2 separate regions of the Homo sapiens genome follow, and region 2 is linked to region 1. The links are chromatin contacts, found by Hi-C or POLR2A ChIA-PET in ENCODE. All regions are on one chromosome and are shown on one strand. Each heading gives the region's core, a stretch centred on a gene start or an enhancer-like site at or near the end of the contact. The rest is flanking DNA. Distances are from core to core; before and after follow the strand shown. Region 1 has its middle 12 kb from the start of EEA1. Region 2 holds the start of LINC02413 (long intergenic non-protein coding RNA 2413).

The links. A loop is a pair of places that touch in the nucleus more often than their neighbours do. ChIA-PET counts read pairs that join two places held with the same protein, here RNA polymerase II (POLR2A). Pooled maps may share reads with other maps.
Region 2: a loop to region 1 is called in a pooled map, with 2.6 times the contacts of the local background. The contact joins the promoter of LINC02413 here to the enhancer-like site in region 1. A Hi-C loop is called at or near these places in 4 of 168 maps with a recorded cell type or tissue (B cell, Caco-2, dorsolateral prefrontal cortex and 1 more), 13 of 37 single-sample maps with no recorded cell type and 9 of 50 pooled maps. POLR2A ChIA-PET finds 5 or more read pairs at or near these places in 13 of 52 experiments (AG04450, B cell, BJ and 10 more).

Annotation. Positions count from the first base shown.
Region 1 is chr12:92,938,966-92,943,980 of GRCh38, forward strand. No RefSeq gene overlaps it. Among named protein-coding and RNA genes, the nearest start is that of EEA1, 12 kb to the left of the region's middle. Within about 2 kb of position 2,331, at least 3 of the 41 ENCODE cell types and tissues checked have a DNase peak (open chromatin) inside an H3K27ac peak, as active enhancers do; they include B cell, where a contact is called at or near this core.
Region 2 is chr12:92,988,910-92,993,789 of GRCh38, forward strand. LINC02413 (long intergenic non-protein coding RNA 2413) reads left to right here and starts at 1,836. Exons shown (of 4, transcript XR_945212.3): 1 at 1,836-1,901.

The DNA.
Region 1 (5,015 bases), core at 1,081-3,580:
TGACAAAAATGTAAGGTACGTCTTCCAACTACCTTCTCTTGTTCTGAATACACACCCCCAAACTGTCAATTATAATTGGATTCCCATGTAGTTTTGTCTTTAAAGAGTAAATGCACTGGTCCCATTGGTACAGCACAACTCACATAAAAAATTTGTTGCCCTTTGTAAATTAATACCATTTCAGCCTCTGTACGTTTGAATATTATGAGTCTGCTAAGAGAAGAATTTACTTTCAACATGCTGACAAAAATTCAAGTTTTGAAGCTGCTGAGCAAAGATTCAGAGCCTGGACCACAGTGAATTTACCAATTTAAATGAGCATCCTGAGGTCTCTTGACAGCTAGCCAGCTGGCCTCCCTACATGATATAATTAGGATGATGGGCTGCATACAATTTAGACCTACAGCACTTCTATCTCCCCTTAGAATTTGATAGAAACTCAATGATAGATGATTCCAGAGGCTAATTCTAACAATACCATTGATTAAACTCATAGATTACTTAGAATGGTCTGAACATTTAAAGTAATGCAGTAAGGACTCAAATAAATGGTTTTTGTGAAATACTAATCTGAAAATGTCTTGCTAGCATATAGATGGCAGCATAAGTAAAGAATAGAGATGGTAAAGTACTCTAAAGTATTATTACTAGTGACATTATTATTTTGTAAAAATATATTCTAGTGGCCGAGCACGGTGGCTTATGCCTGTAATCCCACCACTTTGGGAGGCCGAGGCGGGTGGATCACGAGGTCAGGAGATCGAGACCATCCTGGCTAACACGGCAAAACCTCATCTCTACTAAAAATACAAAAAATTAGCCAGGCGTGGTGGTAGGCGCCTGTAGTCCCAGCTACTCGGGAGGCTGAGGCAGGAGAATGGCGTGAACCCGGGAGGCAGAGCTTGCAGTGAGCCAAGATCGCGCCACTGCACTCCAGCATGGGCGACAGAGTGAGACACTGTATCAAAAAAAAAAAAAAAAAAAAAAAAAATATATATATATATATGTATATATATATTCTAGTGAAAGAGGTACATACACACATTCCCTCTCTCATTTACATCATTGTTTCTAAGTGATATCAAATGAAATTTAATATTAAAATTTGTAAGATAACATAAACAACACAATACACTTTTTTTTTGTTTTAGATGAAGTCTCACCCTGTAGCCCAGGCTGGAGTGCAACGGCTCAATCTTGGCTCACTGCAATGTCTTCCTCCTGGGTTCAAGCAATTCTCCTGCCTCAGCCTCCCGAGTAGCTGGGATTACAGGCGTGCACCACCACGCCCAGCTAATTTCTTCGTATTTTTGGTAGATACAGGGTTTCACCATGTTGGCCAGGATGGTCTCGAACTCCTGACCTCCTGATCTGCCCACCTCGGCTTCCCAAAGTGCTAGGATCACAGGTGTGAGTCACCGCGCCCGGCCCAATATGCCTTTTTAAAACTTTTTCAGGACAATGCTTGTTATGAGTTAATTGGCTAAAAATGGGACCCAAAAATATATTCTATTGACATATTTTGGTTAATATAAAAAATAGACATTTAGATGATGAAAAAAAGCAACAAACAAATTAACCTGAAAAGAAAATTAAAGAACAACTTGGGAAACATACAGTACTCCTCCTCTTCCTTTTCCCTAATGCCTCTTTCCTCAGGTTGTAGAGCATTGTGTGGCCTTCAGGAAAAAATATCAATTTGCTCAATTAAATTAAAATCCAGTTTGTAATGTTGTTCTGTTGACCTAAAGGGAAAAACTGAGGCAAACGGAATGTAAGTAGAGAGTTTATTTGGGCCAAGTTTGAAGACTGCAACCTAAAACATAGACTCAAAGTTCCCTGAATATGTACTCCAACTAGCAGCAATTACAAGTAGCTGGGGTTTTGTTTTATTTTATTTTATTTATGAGAAAGGGTCTTTCTCTGTCACCCAGGCTGAGTGCAGTGGCACAACCATGGCTCACTGCAGCCTGTGCCTCGTGGGCTCGAGTGATCCTCTTGACTTTTTTCTTTTTTTTTTTTTTGGTAGAGAGAGGGTCTCACTGTGTTGCTCAGGCTGGTTTTGAACTCCTGGGCTCAAGCAATCTTCCTGCCTCTGCCTCCCAAAGTACTGGGATTACAGGCACAAACCACCACACCCAGCCACAAGTAGGTTTTTAAGGGACAAGAAGAGGTGATCTTACACTGTTTACTGATATGGTTTGTCTCTGTGTCCCCACCCAAATCTCATGTTGAATTGTAATCCCTACATGTCAGAGAAGTGGCCTGGCAGGAGTGACTGGATCATGGGGGGCGGATTTCCTCCTTACTTTTCTCATAAAAGTGAGTGAGTTCTCACGAGATCTGATGGTTTAAAAGTGTGGCACTTCCCCTTTCACTCTCTCTCTCTTCCTGCTCTGCTACGGTAAGACGTGCTTTGCTTTCCCTTTGCCTTCCGCCATGATTCTAAGTTTCCTGAGGCCTCCCCAGCCATGCAGAACTGTGAGTCAATCTAACCTCTTTTTAAAATAAATTACCCAGTCTTAGGTAGTTTTTTTTTTTTTTTTTTTTTTTTTTTTGAGATGGAGTCTCGCTTCATCACCCAGGCTGCAGTGCAGTGGCACAATCTCGGCTCACTGCAACCTCCACCTCCAGGGTTCGAGTGATTCTCCTGCCTCAGCCTCCCCAGCAGCTTGGATTACAGGCATCTGCCACCACCCTGGGCTAATTTTTGTATTTTTAGTAGAGACGGGGTTTCACCATGTTGGCCAGTCTTGTCTCAAACTCCTGACCTCAAGTGATTCGCCCACCTCGGCCTCCCAAAGTGCTGGGATTATAGGCATGAGCCACCATGCCCTGCCTCAGGTAGTTCTTTATAGCAGTGTGATAATGGACTAATATATGTACCAATAATTTACATTTAAATAATATAATTTATTGATTGGCTGTACCATGTTCTTTGTATCACAAATTTCAGGAACATGAAGATAATGGGCAGTTCAGCTAGTCAGAAACAAAATGGCTTTTTTTTTCTTCAAAATAGGTGTATTTAAACAGAGACAGGGTTTCTCTATATTGCCGAGGTTGATCTCAAACTCCTGGCTTCAACTGATTCTCTTGTCTTTCCAAAATGCTGAGATTACAGGATGAACCAGCATGCCAGCCAAAATGCCTTTAAACAATTGTCCCTGACTGGGCACGGTGGCTCACACCTGTAATCCCAACACCTTGGGAGGCCAAGGCAGGAGGATCCCTCGAGCCCAGGAGTTAAAGACCAGCCGGGGCAACAAAAGCCATGATCATGCCACTGAACTTCAGCCTGGGCAACAGAGTGAGACCCTGTCTGAAAAAACAAAAAACCTGATAAAGGGCACGTTGGCTCATGCCTATAATGCGAGAACTTTGGGAGACCAAGAAAGGAAGATTGCTTGAGCACAGCCTGGGCAACATGGTGAGACCACATCTTCACACTCACACAAAAATTAGCCAGACATGGTGGCATGCACCTGTAGTCCCAGCTACTCTTGAAGCTGAGTGGGGAGAATCACTTGAGCCAGGGAGGTCGAGGCTGCAGTGAGTTGAGATCATGCCATTGTATTCCAGCCTGGGAAACAGAGCAGGACCCTGTGTCAAAACAAAAACCCAAACAAAAAACAATTACCCCTGGGCATAGATGCAAGATGGTGGGGGGTTGTAGGATGTGACTAAAGTCACATACTCATGTCTCTCTGGGCCTGGCACCTCTTGCAGACCTCACATAGCTCAGATTGCTCTGAGCTATATTTCTTTCCTCAATTCACTCAAGAAACTGCGCTATATATGTTGTTACTGCATAACATGATGGGAAGAAATGTAAAACTAATAAATAATTTAGTTTTTTTATGAGAAGTGACAAAAATCTTTAAACCCTTTCATATACTGAAGAAAAAGTCTGAAATAGCATATATCGTAATTTTAAGTAGAAAAGTTAGGGGTATTGAAACCACCTTCGCAAAAATAAACACTGAGAAAATTATGAAAGAGGTCTGACCTGACTGACTCCAGCTTGCTTACACTCTCCAAGCTGCCCTTCTTCATTCCTGGGTGCAGGCCAAACTAACTTTGGGAGGAATTTAATTTATAGTCTAACTTTGAAACAAAGATGATAACAGCAGTTTCCTGAAACAAACCTCCTTCTTGCCAGGGGGACCAGACTGCCTTTGTAAGACTAACATATTAACCACAAGATTAGAAATGATGGCTTAGGAGCCATGCAGCCAGAAGCCACAGGATTTCAACCCTCCCCAGTTGCTCCTAGGGATAATATTACTATTGTAAAACCTGAGATTGGTGCTCAAGATATTTTTTAGACCCTGCATTATGGTGCATCAGCTGGCACCTCCTGATCAATCAGCACTCTCCACTCCCTGGCCCTCTACCCACCAAACTATCCTTAAAAAAATGCAGTCTCTAAATTTTGGGGGGGACTGATTTCAGTAATAAAACTCTAGTCTTCCATTCAGCTCGCTCTGTGTGAATTAAACTCTTTCTGTATTCCAATTCCCCTGTCTTAATAAATCATCTCTGTTTGGACAGTGGGCAAGGAGAACCCACTGGGCAGTTACAGTATTATTAGGTTAATAAATATATTTGTCCAGGAGTTCGAGTCCAGCCTGGACAACATGATGAAACTCTGCCTGTACAACAAATGCCAAAAAAATTAGCTCAGCATATTGGCCCATGCCTATAGTCCTGGCTACTCGGAAGGCTGAGGTGGGAGGATTGCTTGAGCCCAGGAGGCTGAGGTTGCAGTGAGCCGTGATGGAGCAATTGCATTCCAGCCTGGACGACAGAGTGAGTCTCTGTCTCTAGAAACAAAAACAATATATATTTGTCCCTCCATATTGACAATCTTGCTAAATTTTAAATACTGTGAGGTAGAGTAGATTAAAGGGATCTATTGTACCTTTTGCTCTGAGTTAAAAAGTTGAAAACACTTGGAAAGAGCAAGCCATTTTTAAAAGCTGAAGGCATTCGGAAACACCAAGTCATTTTTC
Region 2 (4,880 bases), core at 586-3,085, 49 kb after region 1:
AATAAACTGTCTCATTGATTAAATGGTTCATTTGGAAGAGATAACAAAAGTCTAAGATTTTAATCTCAAGGAAAAATGTATCTTGCAAACATGTTTTCAAGATCCTGAGATCATATTATTTTCCTTTAAGGATTTGCTTCATCCCAGGTGTTCATCTAATCCTACTTTTGCTATTTTTAATCATTATTCATCTATGTAAAATGGAAAATCTATTTAGATGCTTAAAAGTCAACGTAAGCTCACAAACCTGAATTTCAGCAACTAAAAAGGGAGAAGTAATAATGATTCAGTTCTTACTGGGAGCTACTTTATACACTATTTTATTTGGACCTCATAACAACTATATGAGAGAGAACTGTGCACTCTCTGCCAGGGGTTAGGGTTAACATAAAGCCAAAACCCAGGCAGGTCACGAAAATGAGCAAAGCAGGCCAGTTATGAGTGCTGTCACCTTACAAGGAGGTGGAAACAATGTTTCCGGATCCTGTTTCTTAAGAGAAGCCAAAAGATTTACGTAAAGTCTCCTGATTTTTTTTCAATGGTGGTAATTGATTAAAATAAATATTTCCAATACTGTATGTACTGAATAAAGAAAATTTGGGGCTGACCCTGGCCCAGCAACTGCCACTTAGCAATGTCTGGTATTGAAGTGAAAATAAGGCTCAGGGCTGGGCACGGTGGCTCATGCCTGTAATCCTAGCACTTTAGGAGGCCATGGTGGGCAGATTGCTTGAACCCAGGAGTTCCAGACTAGCCTGGGCAACATGATGAAATCCTGTCTCTACAAAAAGTACCAAAAAAAATCAGCCAAGCATGGTGGCAGGCACCTGTAGTCTCAGCTACTTGGGAGGCTGAGGTGGGAGGATTGCTTGAGTCCAGGAGGCCGAGGTTGCAGTGAGCTGAGATTACACTACTACACTTCTGCCTGGGCAACAGAGCAAGACTCTGTCTCAAAAAGAAAAGGCTCAGGAAGGTGACATCACTATGCTAATTCAAGGAGGAATGAAAGAGTGACCTCATGGGACAGTAGATCAGAGAATGTTCTACCTGGTGGCCAGCCTATTTGTGGGGAGGGGTCCCTAAGAAGAGGCTGTATGCTGGCTTGGGTTATGGAGGGCCAAAGCTCAGGGGCCTGGGGGAAGGAGAGAAGCTTAACCAAAGTTTGGCTAACAGGCATTTTGTTCTGATTGATCAGTGGTGACAAGCAGTTCAGCTAGTCATTTAGGAGGTCAAAAACAGAAGACTGGAAGATCCCTATCTAGTTTTGTCATCAGTAGACAAAGGGGCACTCATGAAACTTGTCTAAGTCATACGGGGAAGGGTGGCCCCTTGCAGTAAGTCATTTTCCAGAACGTAAAAGGGCAATGGGCTTTCTTAACCTTCAGGTAAAATTCCACTTTGTCAAAACATAAGCATGATGTAGACAAAGGTTGAGAGTGAGATCAGGCTTATTGCCCAGTCTTAAGCCATTTAAACCCAAGGTGGACTTTCCCCTCAGGAAAGAAGGGAAGGAAAGAAGCTAGGAAGGCCCTGGCTAGGTTCTGTGTGGGTTGGGGAATGTGAATCCTGATGGAGCAGCCTAAAGAAGTCAAGCAGTCCTGTAGCAGCAGCCGTGGGGGAGGTTCCTCCTGGGAGTGGAGGAGGGCGAGTGCTGCAGGTCCATCAGTGGAAATGGGAATGGACCATTAGGCGGAGAAGACTTATCGAAGCTGCGAAGTCCAAGATCAAGGTGCCAGCAGATTCTGTTCCTGGTGAAGGCTATCTTCCTGTTTTGCAGGTGGCTACCTTCTCGCTGTGTCCTCATATGGTGGAGAGTGAGACTTCATCTAAAAAGAAAAAAAAAAACCCACTCCGGACATAGTGACTGTAGCTGGGTCTTGGACTGCAAGAAGACCATCCTGGTGAGAAGATCTTGACCACAGGTGATATTCACCTTGGATAAAAAACATTCTGATAATTCAGAATGTTTGTGCAAATAAGATTTCTAACCCAGTTCTATGGAGGTATAATTTATATATGGTAAAATTCACCTCTTTAGGTATTCAGTTTATGAATTTTGAGAAATGCAATCACCAGCCACTACAGTGAAGATTCAGAACATTTCCATCACCCCAGAAAGCCTCCTAGTGACCCTTTGGAGTCAGTCCCCTCCCCTCAGCCTGAGCTCCTGGTGACCAGTGATCTGATTTCTATCCATGTACTTCTCCCTTTTCCAGAGCATCACCTGAGTGGAACCGCACAGTATTCCACCACAGTATTTTGCATCCGACTTCTTTTCCTTGGCATGTGCTTTTGAGATTCATCCTTTGCTGTTATATTATCAGTGGTTTGTTCCTTTTTGTGGAGAGTATTTTATTGTTTGGATATACCACAGTGTGTTTATTAGTTTATCGCCAGTAGATGGACATTTGTATTGTTTCCTGTTTCTGGCTGTTAGGAATAAAGTTAATATAAATATAAAAAAAAAAAAACCCAATAAAACAAGAAGCTAGAAAGTTGCTAGTTTTCAGTAGAGGGGGACAGGCTGCTGTAGAAGCTCAGGACTGCTCTGCTTTTGGCACCCAAAGGTGAGAGTGTTTTGCTGAAGGCAGCAGCTGTGAGGAGTGACAACTCCACCAAAGTCAAGGAAGCAGGTGTAGAACAGGCAGGTCATAGGTGGCAATCTGTGGTCCTAAAATACCCTGGAAAAGACCGGGAGCCCTTACAGGATTGAGAAACCAAGAGAAAATGTGGGGCAAAAAAATTCCTCAGGTTTCATTCACAGTCATCCCCACAGCCATCTTAAGTCATCAAGAAAGATTCGGAAAAGCTCCGAGAATCAGCAGATGGGGGCTAGTGCAAAATAATACTTTTTGTCTTAATTATTAGTAATCTCAATCCCTCACTCAATTCTTAGGTTGATGCCTGGGAGGTAATATTTACTACCTTGCATTTCCATAAATGGTGACCTTTTTTATATGGATGTTGGACACCAGGGAATGCTCTTAAGTTAACTGCATTTCATCAGATCCCCCTACTATTTAAATTGATCTTATTTCTATCATTTCACCTCAAGATTTATTGTTCTTATCTTACATTCTAAAGAACTGAGGGCTGTCTTTGAAGTGGATATGAAAAGTTTCACCTCAGTCTACCAATATATCATTGAAAGTTTAAAATAACAAATACAAGAACAAAAATACTCTCCACTTGTCCAAGCATCCCAGGAGGTCTCTGTATTGTTTAAATTACTTCTGAGTTTAAATTGCAATTGCTCTAGTAAATTAGCTAACATCTGCTGTCTGCCTGATGATGAAGACCACCCTACTAGAAACCAAATACACTCTTTGCTTGAGTCATTTATTTACTATCCAGGACAACACTGACTCACAGCAGTATAATATGAGCCACATTTTATTTTAAATGTTGTAATAGTAACCACATTTTAAAAAGTGGGAACAGATAAAATTAATTTAATAATACATATTTAGCTCAGTTTATCAAAAGTATAATTTCAATACATAATCAATATAAAAATTATTATTATTATTTTGAGATGGGATCTTGCTCTGGCACCCAGGCTGGAGTGCAGTGGAGCTCACTGTAACCTCAACCTCCTGGGCTCAAATGATCCTTCTGTCTCAGCCTCCTGAATAGCTGGGACCACAGGCACACATCACAATCCTGGCTAATTTTTTAATTCAACTTTTCTTTTCTTTTTTGAAATGGAATTTCACTCTTGTTGCCTAGGCTGGAGTGCAATAGCACAATCTCAGCTCACCGCAACCTCCACCCCCCGGGTTCAAGCAATTCTCCTGCCTCAGCCTCCTGAGTAGCTGGGATTACAGGCATGAGCCACCACTCCTGGCTAATTTTGTATTTTTAGTAGAGACGGGGTTTCTCCATGTTGATCAGGCTGGTCTCGAACTCCCAACCTCAGGTGATCCGCCCACCTTGGCCTCACAAAGTGCTGGGATTACAGGTGTGAGCCACCGTGCCTGGCCTTATTTAACTTTTTAATTTAATTTTTTATTAATTATTTTTTTATTTAATTATTTTATTTAGAAATTTTTATGTAGAGATGAGGTCTCACTATGTTGCCCAGACTGGTCTCTAACTCCTGACCTCAAGTGATCCTTCTGCCTCAACCTTCCAAAGTGCTGGGATCATAGGTATGAGCCACCACACTCAGCCAATACAAAAATTATTAATGAGATATTTTATATTCTTTTGTCTTCATACTAAGTCTTCAAAATTATGTGTGTATTATAATCTTATAGCACATCTCAATTTGGACCTGCTACTGAAGGAGATTAGCCACCCCAAAATATGCCACTTTGGCAAAACGATTATTTTGAGCTGAAAGCAATTATGAATTAACAGACGCTGGAAGGAGGTCTCTGCCCTCTCCTTATCTGCCTAAAATCAGAGCATAAACTTCCCTTGGTGCAGGTCCCCTCTCCAACCCTCCCCTGCCAGGAAAGGAAGAATGACTATTATCATTGGAGAGGAGGAGTCAACACTGAGATGAGTTTGCACAAACAGAACTTACTAAAATAACCTTTACCTTCCATTGGTTCTCTCATCATTTTGTAGTTACTTCCCTATGATTTACCATCCTTTGAAGCCCAAACTCTTTTCTCTTTGTTAAAATGGTATATAAGCCCTCAAGTCTAACTGCTTCTTTGAGTTTCACTTCTATTATGTGAACTCCCATGCACATAACTATTAATAAACATTGTGTGCCTTTTCTCTTATTAATCTGTCTTTTGTTAGTTTAATTTATTTAACTTAAGAAGATGGAGGAAAAGTTTTTCTTCCCCATCACTACATTTCAAGTGCTTAATAGCCACATAAAGCTAGTGGCTATATATTAGACAATGCAGGTCTAGGAGAATATG